2 separate regions of the Homo sapiens genome follow, and region 2 is linked to region 1. The links are chromatin loops, found by intact Hi-C in ENCODE. Cell type or tissue: PC-9. All regions are shown on one strand. Links, peaks and the distances in the headings refer to the core of each region. The heading gives the core; the rest is flanking DNA.

What was found. A loop is a pair of places that touch in the nucleus more often than their neighbours do. Peaks named below come from ENCODE experiments on the same cell type or tissue, not always from the same donor. Only the 100,000 strongest peaks of a DNase experiment are listed, where the experiment ranks them.
Region 2: it touches region 1 in a loop (3-fold over the local background); 7 of 110 quality-filtered maps call a loop at or near these places.

Annotation. Positions count from the first base shown.
Region 1 is chr1:66,442,502-66,450,284 of GRCh38, forward strand. No RefSeq gene overlaps it. Among named protein-coding and RNA genes, the nearest start is that of SGIP1, 88 kb to the right of the region's middle. RefSeq lists enhancers at 4,080-4,129, 4,140-4,189. In PC-9, for the core only: CTCF peaks have their summits at 4,109 (motif pointing left) and 4,325; no DNase peak of the experiment used is centred there.
Region 2 is chr1:65,684,526-65,689,429 of GRCh38, forward strand. No RefSeq gene overlaps it. Among named protein-coding and RNA genes, the nearest start is that of PDE4B, 110 kb to the right of the region's middle. In PC-9, for the core only: CTCF peaks have their summits at 3,348 (motif pointing left) and 3,547; a DNase peak (open chromatin) is centred at 3,476.

The sequences.
Region 1 (7,783 bases), core at 2,617-5,116:
ATAATTTTTGTTATTAAGTACCTATGTGCAAGTAAGTGTAAGAAATTGATTGCTGATAAGCAGCATATAAGTGCAGAGTCAGGAATGATGTAATGCCAAACAACCACAGATTGTCCACCTGGGTGGCTGAGATAGTGACACTTTTGCTTTCTGATGGCTCAATGTACACAAACTTTGTTTCATGCATAAAATTATTAAAAATATTGTATAAAATTGCCATTAAGCTGTATGTATGAGACACATAAGACATAAATGAATTTCATGTTTAGACTTGGGGCCCACCCTCAAGATATCTCATTATATATGTCCAAATATTCCAAGAGCTGAAAAATCTCACAGAAACACTTCTGGTCCCAAGCATTTTGGATAAGGAATACTCAATCTCTATATATAATCAAGTATTCTATCATTGCAAAACATATTCTGTGAGCCTGTAGATTGTCTTTTTATTCTCTTTGGAGTGTTTTTTAAGGAGTACAAATTTTAAATTTTGATGAAGTCCAAATTTTTAATTTTTTTTCTTTGGTGAATTGTGTTTTTGATGTCATATCTAAGAAGGTTTTGCCTAACCCAAAGTCACAAAAGTTTCCTATGTTCTAGAGGTTTCACAGCTTTAGGTTTTAAATTTAAATTCATTTTTGTTTATTGTACAAATTATGAATCAAGCTTCATTTTTTGCATACAACTATTCATTTTTTCCAGCACTATTTGCTGAAAAGATCATCCTTTCTCCATAGAATTTCCTTTGTACCTTCACTAGAAATCAGTTGTCTCTCTCTCTATATATATATATGTGTGTGTGTGTGTGTGTGTGTGTGTGTGTGTGTGTGTGTGTGTGTGTAGTTTATTTCTGGACCCTCTATTCTGATCCACTGATTTACTTGCCTATCTTAACACCAATACCATATACTGTTTTGATGACTGTAACTTTATAAGTCATTTTTTTAACTTTTAAGTTCAGGGATACATGTGGAAGTTTGTTACATAGGTACACTCATGTCAGAGGGGTTTGTTGTATAGATTATTTCACCACCCAGGTGTTAAGTCTAATACCCATTAGTTGTTTTTCCTGCTCCTCTCCCTTGCCCCACTTTCTACCCTTAGGTAGGCTCCAGTGTGTATTGTTCCCCTCTATGTGTCCATGCGCTCTCCTCATTTAGCTCCCACTTATAAGTGAGAACATGAGGTATTTGGTTTTCTGTTCCTGAGTTAGTTTGCTAAGGTTGATGACTTCCAGCTCCATCCATGTTCCTGCAAAGGACATGATCTCATTCTTCTTATGTCTGCATAGTATTCCATGGTGTGTACGTAGCACATTTTCTTTATCTAGTCTACTATTCATGGGCTTTTGCATTGGTTCCATGTCTTTGCTGTATAATGTCTTGAAATCATGTAAGGCTACTCCTCCAACTTTGCTCTTCTAATTTTGTTTATTTTTGAGACAGGGCCTCCCTCTATTGCCCAGACTGGAGTGAAGTAACATGATCATGGCTCACTGCAGCCTTGACCTCCCAGGCTCAAGTTTGCTCTTCTTTTTCAAAGTTGTTTTGGCTATTCCAAGTCATTTGCACTTCCATTTGAATTCTATAATCAAATTATTAATTTTCACAAAGCCCTGCTCTGGAAGTCCATCAGGCTCCTCTTGTGTTCCTCCTCCCTGGTCACACCTGGACTTCCTCAAGGCAATAAGCTCTGGCAATGGCTTCAACTTGCTTGCTTCAGGTGTCACTGTCCCTCATTGCCTGATGTCTAGAAACTTCAAAAACTCTTTCACGTATTTTTTTTTCTTTTGTTGTTATTGTTGTTGTTTCAGGCAGGAGGATAAATTCAATCCCTGCTACTCCACCTTCCCTGAAAGTAGACTCGTGTTCACATTTTTCGAAGTATCCTTATATTTTAGATTAACATATTGAGTGATGTACAGATAAAATGACAAGACATCTGGAATTTGCTTTAACATACTACTGACATCTGAAAGTGTGGGGGGCCTAGATGAAACACAATTGGCTCCAAGTTGATAACTCTTCATACTGGGTGATGGGTAAAATGGAGATGAAAGAAAGAGAGAGAGAGAGAAAGAAAGGAAAGGAAGAAAGAAGGAAGGAAGGAAGGAAAGAAGGAAGGAAGGAAGGAAAGAAGGAAGGAAGGAAGGAAAGAAAGTTGGTGTGAGCTTAAAATTTTCCATAAAACAGTTTTCAACATAAAGATCTTGATACTACTGCCTAGCTCAAGGGATTGTTGTGAGGATTAAATGTGGAATTGTATGTAAATTGCCTAGAACTATGCTTAGAACTTAACGAAGAGTAGCTATTAATACTACATAATTGTATAAAACCAACTACCAAATATATATTAAAGAAGTCTGATAAAAATTTCTCCTGAAAAGAGATAACCCTTTAGCTAAGAATGAATGCAGGTCTCTGCTCACCCCCACCACCTTCCTATTCCCTCCCGTGGTGCTGTCTTTCTAATGTCACCCTGAGCTCTGGCTGCCTGGCCCAAATAAGTCAACACGTCAGCATCAGGAAAGAGGTATTTGGAGAAGGATTAGAGAGACAATTTTAAGCTCATACAAACTTTTCTTCTTTCTCTCTTTATTTCTCCCTCCCTCCCACCCTTCTCCCTTCCCTCCCCTCTCCTCCCCTTCCCTCCCCTCCCCTCCCCTCCCCTCCCCTCCCCTCCCCTCCCCTCCCCTCCCTTTCCTTTCCTTTCCTTTCCTTTCCTTTCCTTTCCTTTCCTTTCCTTTCCTTTCCTTTCCTTTCCTTTCTTTTCCTTTCCTTTTTTTTTCTGTGCATTAGTTCCTTCAGGGAGTCTCCCAAACCCACCAACACTAAATTTGGTACCTTTTCTCTGAATTTTCCTGGCACTCTGTCCCTCCTACTGTCAAAGCACTTAAATAGGGCCTGGTAGCTCTCTAGTTTGGAACCTCTCTCCCAATTCCTAAGATTTCCTTACATTTGTTTCCATATCCTTAGAGCCCAGCACATAGTAGACACTCAAAGCATGCTCGTGGAGCTGTTTAACTTCATGGTCCCACCTGTCCATCTTTGCGACCCTCTTCTCTATGTGCTTTGTTTCTTCCTCTGTGGGCTTTGTTCCTGCCTCTGTGGGCTTTGTTCCTGCCTCTGTGCACAGCCTGCTGGGGTGACGCTTTCCTGTTTGAGAGTCTTGACATTCAGTTTCTGTTTATGTACTTACTCAGGCTCATTATAAGAACTGGCTCTTTTCTTTTTCAATTAATTGCACTGCCATGAAAACTCTGTCTCTCCAACCCTTCTCCAAATACCTCTTGTTGCTGTGTTGAGTTATTTGAGCCAGGCAGCAAGAGCTCAGCAAGACAGTAGAAAGACAGAACCAGGAGAGAGAAGAGGAGGGTGCTGGAGATGAACAGAGACTGCAGGGGTCTCCTTTCAGGCTGGTCCAGAGCCCCACATCTCTTAGTATGCACTCAAGTAGACCAGGGTGAAAAATTCAATCATGAAAACGAAAGAACTTAGAACCACAAATGTGAGGGCTAGGAGGGGCATCAACATAACTGAACCTTTCATACTTGCTCCAATCACCAAACACACATGTGCACACACATGTGCAAATGCACGCACACACATGCACACACCTTGTCAGCTGGACTTGTCTCTGAAGTTTCCTTAGGTCATTGTGGAACAAGAGAACAATTTGAAAATCACCGGCCAAGTTGGATATTTTTAATTTGAGGAAAGGCACAGAGATGTTGAGTCTGGTATCCAAATCTCACAATTTCTGGTTTCTTTTCTTTCCATTAATTAATCTACACTGCCACCTCTGACCAAAACAACAACAACCATGCTCCATAGATGTATCTGCATTCTGGATGTCACAGCCATAGAAATCTTCCCAGTGTGAATCAAATATTAGTAGACGTGTTGCTGGAAAAATCACAGCTTTCAAGAATGAATCTGAAAGATTTCAAGCTTTTCTCAGAAAGAAAAGGCCGCGTGATATCCAGATTGAGATTATTTGAAAAGCTGAGACTGGGGAGATGAATCTTCTGCTTGGAAGGCCAGAAAACAACGAAGGCCATTTTGTGTGCCTGAGAGAGAGAGAAAGTGGTTTTACACCACCATCTAGTGGTAGAAAGCAATACTGTCGCTAAAGCTCAAAAAGGGTTCATGATTTTTTTAATTCAACCGACAAGGATTTATTCTAAAGTCTCTGATTTGTCAGAGCTTATACTAGACACTGGGGATATAGCAAATGTTAATTACAAAAATCCATATACCAATTTCAGAAATCTCTCTCCCCCTGTTATTCTTACAAGCATCTCTAGTCTGCGGTCTTCACTACCAGGTCCCTCTCACTCCTGAATCTGTAATCCAAAGTGACCCTCAGACAGCTCAGATACCAGAACATAGAGACCTCTTAAACGCCAAGCTCCTGATGTGGACATTTCTGGGGAAGGGGAGGCTTTCACAAGTTCTCCTTGAATGATAACCATTCAGTTGCTATCAGTCTGAGAATGCAAATATATGTGCTTTCTTGAGTCTTGGAGAATGAGACATCAAGATTCAGGTCATTCTCATGGAATTTTGGAGAAAGATTCTTATGATGGAATAGGACATTATATGATGTCTTGAAAAGGACAGCCTATGATGTTCAGGGCTCAAAAAGTATCTGACCTATAATCCAATGACCTATAATCCAATGATGAATTACACACACACACAATAAACATAATTTTAATGCATTGTTACACTTATTAAAAAGTGAGGGAAAACTTCTGAGGCTCTAAGAGTTAAGTAAATAATAACAGAAGCAATGAACTACAACCTGAGCAGGCAGCCGTAGCAGTAAGCAAGTGAGCAGAGGAGGGAGTTATATGGTGGGATTGTCTGGAAATAAATACTTACATTGCTGCAATCAGCACCTCCAATATAGGTTATTGGATTCTTACAGATTGTATTCCATAAAATATAGCTCATAACGAAAACAGAAAAACCAAAACCAAAGAACACACAAGGAGCACATGAGAGACAGCAGAAATAATACATGAAAGATTAGACTTTCAAAGACCAGATATTGGAGTGATCCGAAAAAGAATGTGAAATGCAAACCAAAAATAAAATTCTAAGTCCCCCCAACCAACTCAATGGACCCCTCCTGTCAGCCAAGGGGATTCCAAAGAAACATAAAATACTAGTTCCAGCCATGATGCGAAGGGCAGGGGAATTGGACATGCCTCATTACACCCTCCTCTCTTTGGAATTCAGGCACAACTGTCCAGCATTAAAATTAAAACAGAGATCTCAAGACTGACAAAACAGACTCTGGTAACATTAAGATACCAACTTCCAACCTGACTCAAGCATAGCATCACATGACAGATAGCAGGGCCTGAAAGAAACAAAAGTATTTTACCCCAAATTATAATTCTTTGCCATATTTTGAAATGGCCCTGCAAAGCTGTCTCCTGTGGGGAAAATTTACATTCTGCAGAGAATCCCCTTCCCTTTCCAGGTATTTTTCTGACCCTGAAGGGATTAGATGAGAGTTTAGCATTTTTAAAGGTATGAATAGGAAATATTAGAATATTAGCCATTTATTACTTCTAAGAGCAGCTGCCTATGAGACTTCACCTACATAATAAGAACTGTGGTCTCCACATCACCTTACGTTAACCCAGACACTCCTTTCTGTTGATTCCAGGTCTTTAGATAATAACTAACTCTTTCAACAAATTGTCAATCAGAAAATCTTTGAATTCATCTATGACCTGTAAGCCCCCACTTCAAGTTGTCTCACCTTTCCAGACCAAAGCAATGTATACCTCATATGTATTGATTGATGTCCTGTGTCTCCCTAAAATGTATAAAACCAACCTGTAACCCAACCACATTGGGCACATGTTCTCAGGACCTCCTGAGGCTGTATCATGGGTCATGGTCTTTGCATTTGACTTAGAAGAAATCTCTTCAAATATTTTACAGAGTTTGGCTTTTTGTCAACAGAAACAACCATGTGTAAAAGGTCAAAAGAAATGGAAAAGGAAATTTTAAAAAAGCAAGAAAAACAGAATGTGAAAACTGGGCTGGGCGCAGTGGCTCATGTCTGTAATTCCAGCACTCTGGGAGGCCAAGGTGGGAGGCCTTGAGCCCAGAAGTTTGAGACCAGCCTAGGCAACATGGTGAGACCCCCATCTCTACAAAAAAAACACATTCAAAAAATAAATACAAAAGTTTAAAAACCAATATGGCAGATTTTAGAAAGAACTAAATAAAACTCGTAGATTTCAAATACACACCCGGATCGCAATGGCTGAATGAAACAGCAAATTAAACAAAGATGAAAAGACTATTAGAGAGTTGGAAAATATAACTTGAATAAATTACCTATAACACAGCCCAGAGATATAAAAGGATAGTATATCCAAACAGATGATCAAGATACATAGATGAGATGATGGAAGCAAATTCTAACGCAACTAATTTGGAGTTACAGGAGTAAAAGTTGGTGCACAAGCAGGAGGAGGGCTTGCAAAGCAGCAGTTAGGAAGGTAGGGCGAGATGGTGAGCTGAAATGATCATGGTGGTTATGACGATGATAAAAAAACTGAGGATTCTGAGGTTAATAGCCATTTTCACTATTTTTAAAGCACATCCCACAAGGAGTAGAGCTGATCAAATGATAAAATGAAAGAAAATACACAAGAGAGTTGCTGCTATTTTTAAACGATGAAACTGAATGAAATGGTGTTTGGGAGGAAGCAAAAACAAACTTAAAAATATACAATCCATAGTGATGGACTTGGGAACATAGGATCAAGAATGCTTTGTACACTTTCTTCTTTGTTTTCTAAAATTTCTACAATAAATAGGTAGACAGGGTCTATTGCTTAGGATTGCAAGCTGTATTAGGTTTGCATGGGAAGAAAAAAATGATTTCTCTGTACCCTTCAGGTTCTTTGGCTGAGCCATGAATTAAATTGACATAAGGCATATTAACAGGTGAAAAATAATTTGAATTGTGTATGTATGCACAGGAGTCCCACAAAAATATGAGACTCAAAGAAGAGCTGAATGATTGATGCTTATATATTATGGAATCCTGAGCTACAGACAGAAAGAGGGGTTTGGGGCTCCTAAGGAGTAGTGGGGACAAGTTATGGAAGGATGAGGGGGGGGAAATGTACAGTGAATAAATGTGGTCTCATTATACAGATAAGGATCTCTCAGGTGGTAAGAGTTGTCTCAGGAGCAGCTCTTTCCTTAATACAGATATCTTTATTAATAAAAATTTTCCTTAGAGATGCACATTTATTTTACAAAAGGGTAGCTATTCAGAGCGCTCTTGCATCTAGTTTCTCAAAATAATCTGCTAATAAATAGCATGCCCAAGAGGAATATTTAGGGGTGATTTGTCCTGAGCTCCAACAGTTTTTTAGAGCTACTGTAACAAAATACCACAAACTGGGTGGCTTAGAACCACGGGCATATTTAATGTCTCACAGTTCTGAAGACTAGAAATCTAAAATCAAGTTGTTGGCAGGGCCACACTCTCTGTGAAGCCTCTCGGGGAAAATCTGTTCCATGTCTGTCTCCTAGTTTCTGGAGTTACCAGTAATCTTCATCACTCTAACCTCTGCCTCCTGCGTCATTACACAGCATCTCCCTGTGTGTCTGGGTCTCTGTGTCTCCTCTCCTCTAACAAGGATACCAGCCTTATTGGATTAGGGACCCACCCTACTCCAGCATGACCTCATCTTAATTATATGTTAACTTAATTACATTTGCAACAACCTTATTTCCAA
Region 2 (4,904 bases), core at 2,405-4,904, 760 kb before region 1:
TTGTAGAGTTTCTGCTGAGAGATCCACTGTTAGTCTGATGGGCTTCCCTTTGTGGGTAACCTGACCTTTCTCTCTGGCTGCCCTTAACATTTTTTCCTTCATTTCAACTTTAGTGAATCTGACAATTATGTGTCTTGGAGTTGCTCTTCTCAAGGAGTATCTTTGTGGCGTTCTCTGTATTTCCGGAATTTGAATGTTGGCCTGCTTGCTAGGTTGGGAAAGTTTTCCTGGATAATATTCTGAAGAGTGTTTTCCAACTTGGTTCCATTCTCCCTGTCACTTTCGGGTACACAAATCAGACGTAGATTTGGTCTTTTCACGTAGTCCCATATTTCTTGGAGGGTTTGTTTGTTTCTTTTTACTCTTTTTCCTCTAAACTTCTCTTCTCACTTCATTTCATTCATTTGATTTTCAATCACTGATACCCTTCTTCCACTTGATCAAATCGGCTATTGAAGCTTGTGCATGCGTCATGTGGTTCTCGTGCCATGGTTTTCAGCTCCATCAGGTCATTTAAGGTCTTCTCTACACTGTTTATTCTAGTTAGCCATTCATCTAATCTTTTTTCAAGGTTTTTAGCTTCTTTGTGATGGGTTTGAACATTCTCCTTTAGCTCGGAGAAGTTTGTTATTACCGATCGTCTGAAGCCTTCTTCTCTCAACTCGTCAAAGTCATTCTCCATCCAGCTTTGTTCCATTGCTGGCGAGGAGCTGTGTTCCTTTGGAGGAAAAGAGGCACTCTGATTTTTAGAATTTTCAGCTTTTCTGCTCTGGTTTCTCCCCATCTTTGTGGTTTTTGATGATGGTGACATACAGATGGGGTTTTGGTGTGGATGTCCTTTCTGTTTGTTAGTTTTCTTTCTAACAGTTAGGACTCTCAGCTGCAGGTCTGTTGGAGTTTGCTGGAGGTCCACTCCAGACCCTGTTTGCCTGGGTATCACCGGTGGAGACTGAAGAACAGCAAATATTGCAGAACAGTAAATGTTGCTGTGTGATCCTTCTTCTGGTAGCTTCATCTCAGAGGGGCATCTGGCTGTATGAGGTGTCAGTCGGCCCCTACTGGGAGGTGTCTCCCAGTTAGGCTACTTGGGGGTCAGGGACCCACTTGAGGAGGCAGTCTGTCTGTTCTCAGATCTCAAACTCTGTGCTGGGAGAAGCACTGCTCTCTTCAAAGCTGTCAGACAGGGACGTTTAAGTCTGCAGAAGTTTCTGCTGCCTTTTGTTCAGCTATGCCCTTCCCTCAGAGGTGGAGTCTACAGAGGCAGGCAGGCCTCCTTGAGCAGCGGTGGGCTCCACCCAGTTTGAGTTTCCCAGCCGCTTTGTTTACATACTCAGGCCTCAGCAATGGTGGATGCCCATCCCCCAGGCTCACTGCCACCTTGCAGTTTGATCTCAGACTGCTGTGCTAGCAATGAGTGAGGCTCCGTGGGTGTGGGACCCTCTGAACCATGCACGGGATATAATCTCCTGGTGTGCCATTTGCTAAGGCCGTTGGAAAAGTGCAGTATTAGGGTGGGAGTGTCCCAATTTTCCAGGTACTGTTTGTCACGGCTTCCCTTTGCTAGGAAAGGGAATTCCCTGACCCCTTGTGCTTCCCAGGTGAGGTGATGCCCTGCCCTGCTCATGGGCTGCACCCACTGTCTGACAAGCCCCAGTGAGATGAACCTGGTACCTCAGTTGGAAATGCAGAAATCACCTGTCTTCTGCATTGCTCACGCTGGGAGCTGCAGACTGGAGCTGTTGCTATTTGGCCATCTTGGAACCTCCTCTTATTCACTCTTTCTAAGCATTTTTTTGTACCCATTAACTATCCCCACTTCCCCTCCCCCACTGCCTTCCCAGCCTCTGGTAATCATTATTCTACTCTCTATCTCCATGAGTTCAATTGCTTTAATTATTAGCTCCTCCAAATAAGTGAGGACATGTGAGAACATCTTTCTGTGCCTGGCTTATTTCACTTAACATAATGACTTCCCTTTCCATCCATGTTATTGCAGATGACAGTTTCATTCTTTTTTATGGCTGGGTAGTATTTACTTGATACATTTGTTTCTCATGGGAGTATGGGTTAGAAGTTTTGAAACTAATTAATTTGGATGTTAAGCTTGAACAAAATAAATGAATGAATAAATAAATAAATAAACACATTGTAAATGATCAAAGCTAGGTTTCTCAGAGTGGAAGAATGAAGTGTCGAAAATGAAAGTCAGGAGGGTTAGATGGAATCTAACCTTGATGCTCTTACCTTGCTAGGGTTTTCTGTGTTTTGGCTCCTCCCTGAACTTTCAGCCATCCCTGCAGGGCTGAGCCACACACAGTGACTCTCCACTTATTTGCTTCTCTTTTAGTGGTAGGCTGCTCTTGTTTGTGACTGGATTCTGAGTTCATGGTGGACATTCTCTGTTGTCTTGAATCAGCCTCAGTCTTAGTCATTTAGACCCAGTGCCTGGGTCTTGAGAGTGGGGCTCTCTGGGCATGCTATATTGATTTTACTACTTCTGTTGCTTTCCTGCTATACCTGTACTGTCCATTTCCAGAGAGCTGCACCAACCAGTGTCTTACTTATATTTGGACCTACAGTGTCTGTGATAATGCCTGGTACATAATAGACCTTTGGTAAATTTCTATTGCATGTAATTGAACGAAGTCGATTTGAGTGAAATGTTTAGGAAAACGAAGCGTTGACATTGCTTGTATTTCACAAGATAGTTAAAAATGAATTAACGAGGAAAATTCTGGTTTGAGAATCATTTTCTCTACCTCTTTATAACTATTTGAAATGACAGCATTCCCCATAATAGATTCTCTTTATTTGCCTCACTTCTCTTCGTAGGGGTGAGATAACTGAAATGTGCTGAGGAATTTCCATGTGGCAAGTGTCATGCTGGTCTTTTAAACACACATCCTCATTTAAATCCTGATGATGCTTAAAATCTCCACTGAGAAAATAGGGGACTTAGTAACTTTTCAAATAACTCAGAAGTAGTACGTAAAAGAGGCAGACTAGGAGTCTAGGCCTGAAGGCATGTAAATATCAAAACCAGCTTGTCAAACAGTGTGCTTCTCATAGAAAGATTACTTCTTAACTTGGAGATGAGAACTTTTCATGCTGTACAAACTCGCATGGACAGTGGGTGAGGACAGACTTCTAGGCTCTAAATCTCCAAGGGGTCAGGAAACAACCATGGGGTGGCCAATCGGAGTTGAACCCATTAAGTTACTTGTGAAGTGAAGAAAACATATCAATCAAATTTTTAAAAGTATAGTGTTTGCAATCTCTTGTCTTTCCAGAGCTCCCGACAACCGTCCTTCTGCTTTGCCTTGTGCTCTGCTGCCACCTGCTGGTCATCTCAGAGAAGGCAGAAGGAAACTTTGGGCACAGGGTCAGTGCTCTGGGATCTTTGCCAGTGCAGCCCTGCAGAGTGACTACGGTGACATCTGCAATTGTTTTCTAGGAGCTTGTGTTGACATTCTTGGCTTATCTCAATTCTTTCATTATCTGAAAAGTTTTGAGTAAAAGACCTGTGCCCTAAGGTCTGAAGTTCCAGCCTTCAAACAGGATGTGGGCAGAGGCCTCCCCTTGCTTCGGTAATAAAGTAGATGGATGGCTGATAGGGAGGGCCCAGCAGTCCCTGACGGGGAAATAGTAGGCATTTTCCAAATGAGAGCTCTTCCCTCTCCCCCTCCCTTCACCAGAGGCCCCTCAGGAGATGCTTGGCTCCTGAAGTCCCTGAAGTTGGAGCACATTTAGAAGCTAAAATAGTACCAAGATTTGGGTCTTCTCACTTGCAATTCAGGACTCCTCTGGCTAACGAAATTCTGCGTATGGACTTAAGCAAGAGAGAGCCCCCTAATATGGGAGTAGGTACAGAATTATAAAGTCTGCAGACACAGCAGGCAGGCGGCGGCTGACCTTACTATGCTGGGACTTTAAACAAGTGTTGCTAAGGTCAGCAGAGCATCCAGACACCAAATTGTGCAGTAGGATAGGAAACTATCTGTTAATGACTTTAGAAGTCTATCATTATTTTTCCACCATAAATCTTGGAAAAAACATTAGAAATAATGTATGTGTGCACATAGTCACACATATACAAAGAATGTAAAGAATATAAAATTTGTGATGAAAGGCTAAATACCAACAGTAGTTATCTGAAGGTGATTAGTGCTTTTCCTTATCTGCATTTTATAGTTTTTTTTTAAATGGTGAATATTTATTACTTAGTATCTTTTAAATTAAAAAAAGAAAGAGTGTCTCTTAATCAGAGACTCTGGCTGTATACATCTGGGACTTTTGGTTGTAAGTAGAATGGACCAGAATCTCCAAGGCAGGAGATGGGAAACAGAAAAGAAAGGTCAGCTCTGTTTTATTCTTGCAGCTCGCTCACCCCAGCAGTTTGAAGATAGAGGACAGGGCTATTTGGCTTCTCTGATGTCGTCACTCACTTGGCTGGGATGACATATGGCTGGTGCTGGAGTCCAGAGATCTGGCACTGGCTGTTGTTCTTATTCATCCTTAATCCTGCATCACCCTTCATCTCTGGCCACTACTTCTGTCCTAGTCCTCCCCTATCATGGTAATTGTCTTGTCCTCATTCCAATCTCTCTTTCTACCACCACACAAAATTTTGACAAGCAAGTGGCTAGAAACCGACATTGTTTGTTCAGTATTAAGTCAAAGGAGAAAAGGAGGAGGAACACAGAGGTGTGGTTTTGTTGTTGTTGCTTTTTTTTTTCTTGCCACTGGAAAGATTTGTGCACACTGACATTTAAAACTTATTAACCAGCCAGGAGTGGTGGCTCACTCCTGTAATCCTAGCGCTTTGGGACGCTGAGGTGGGCAGATCACTTGAGGCCAGGAGTTCGAGACCAGCCTGGCTATAATGGTGAAACCTCTTCTGTAGT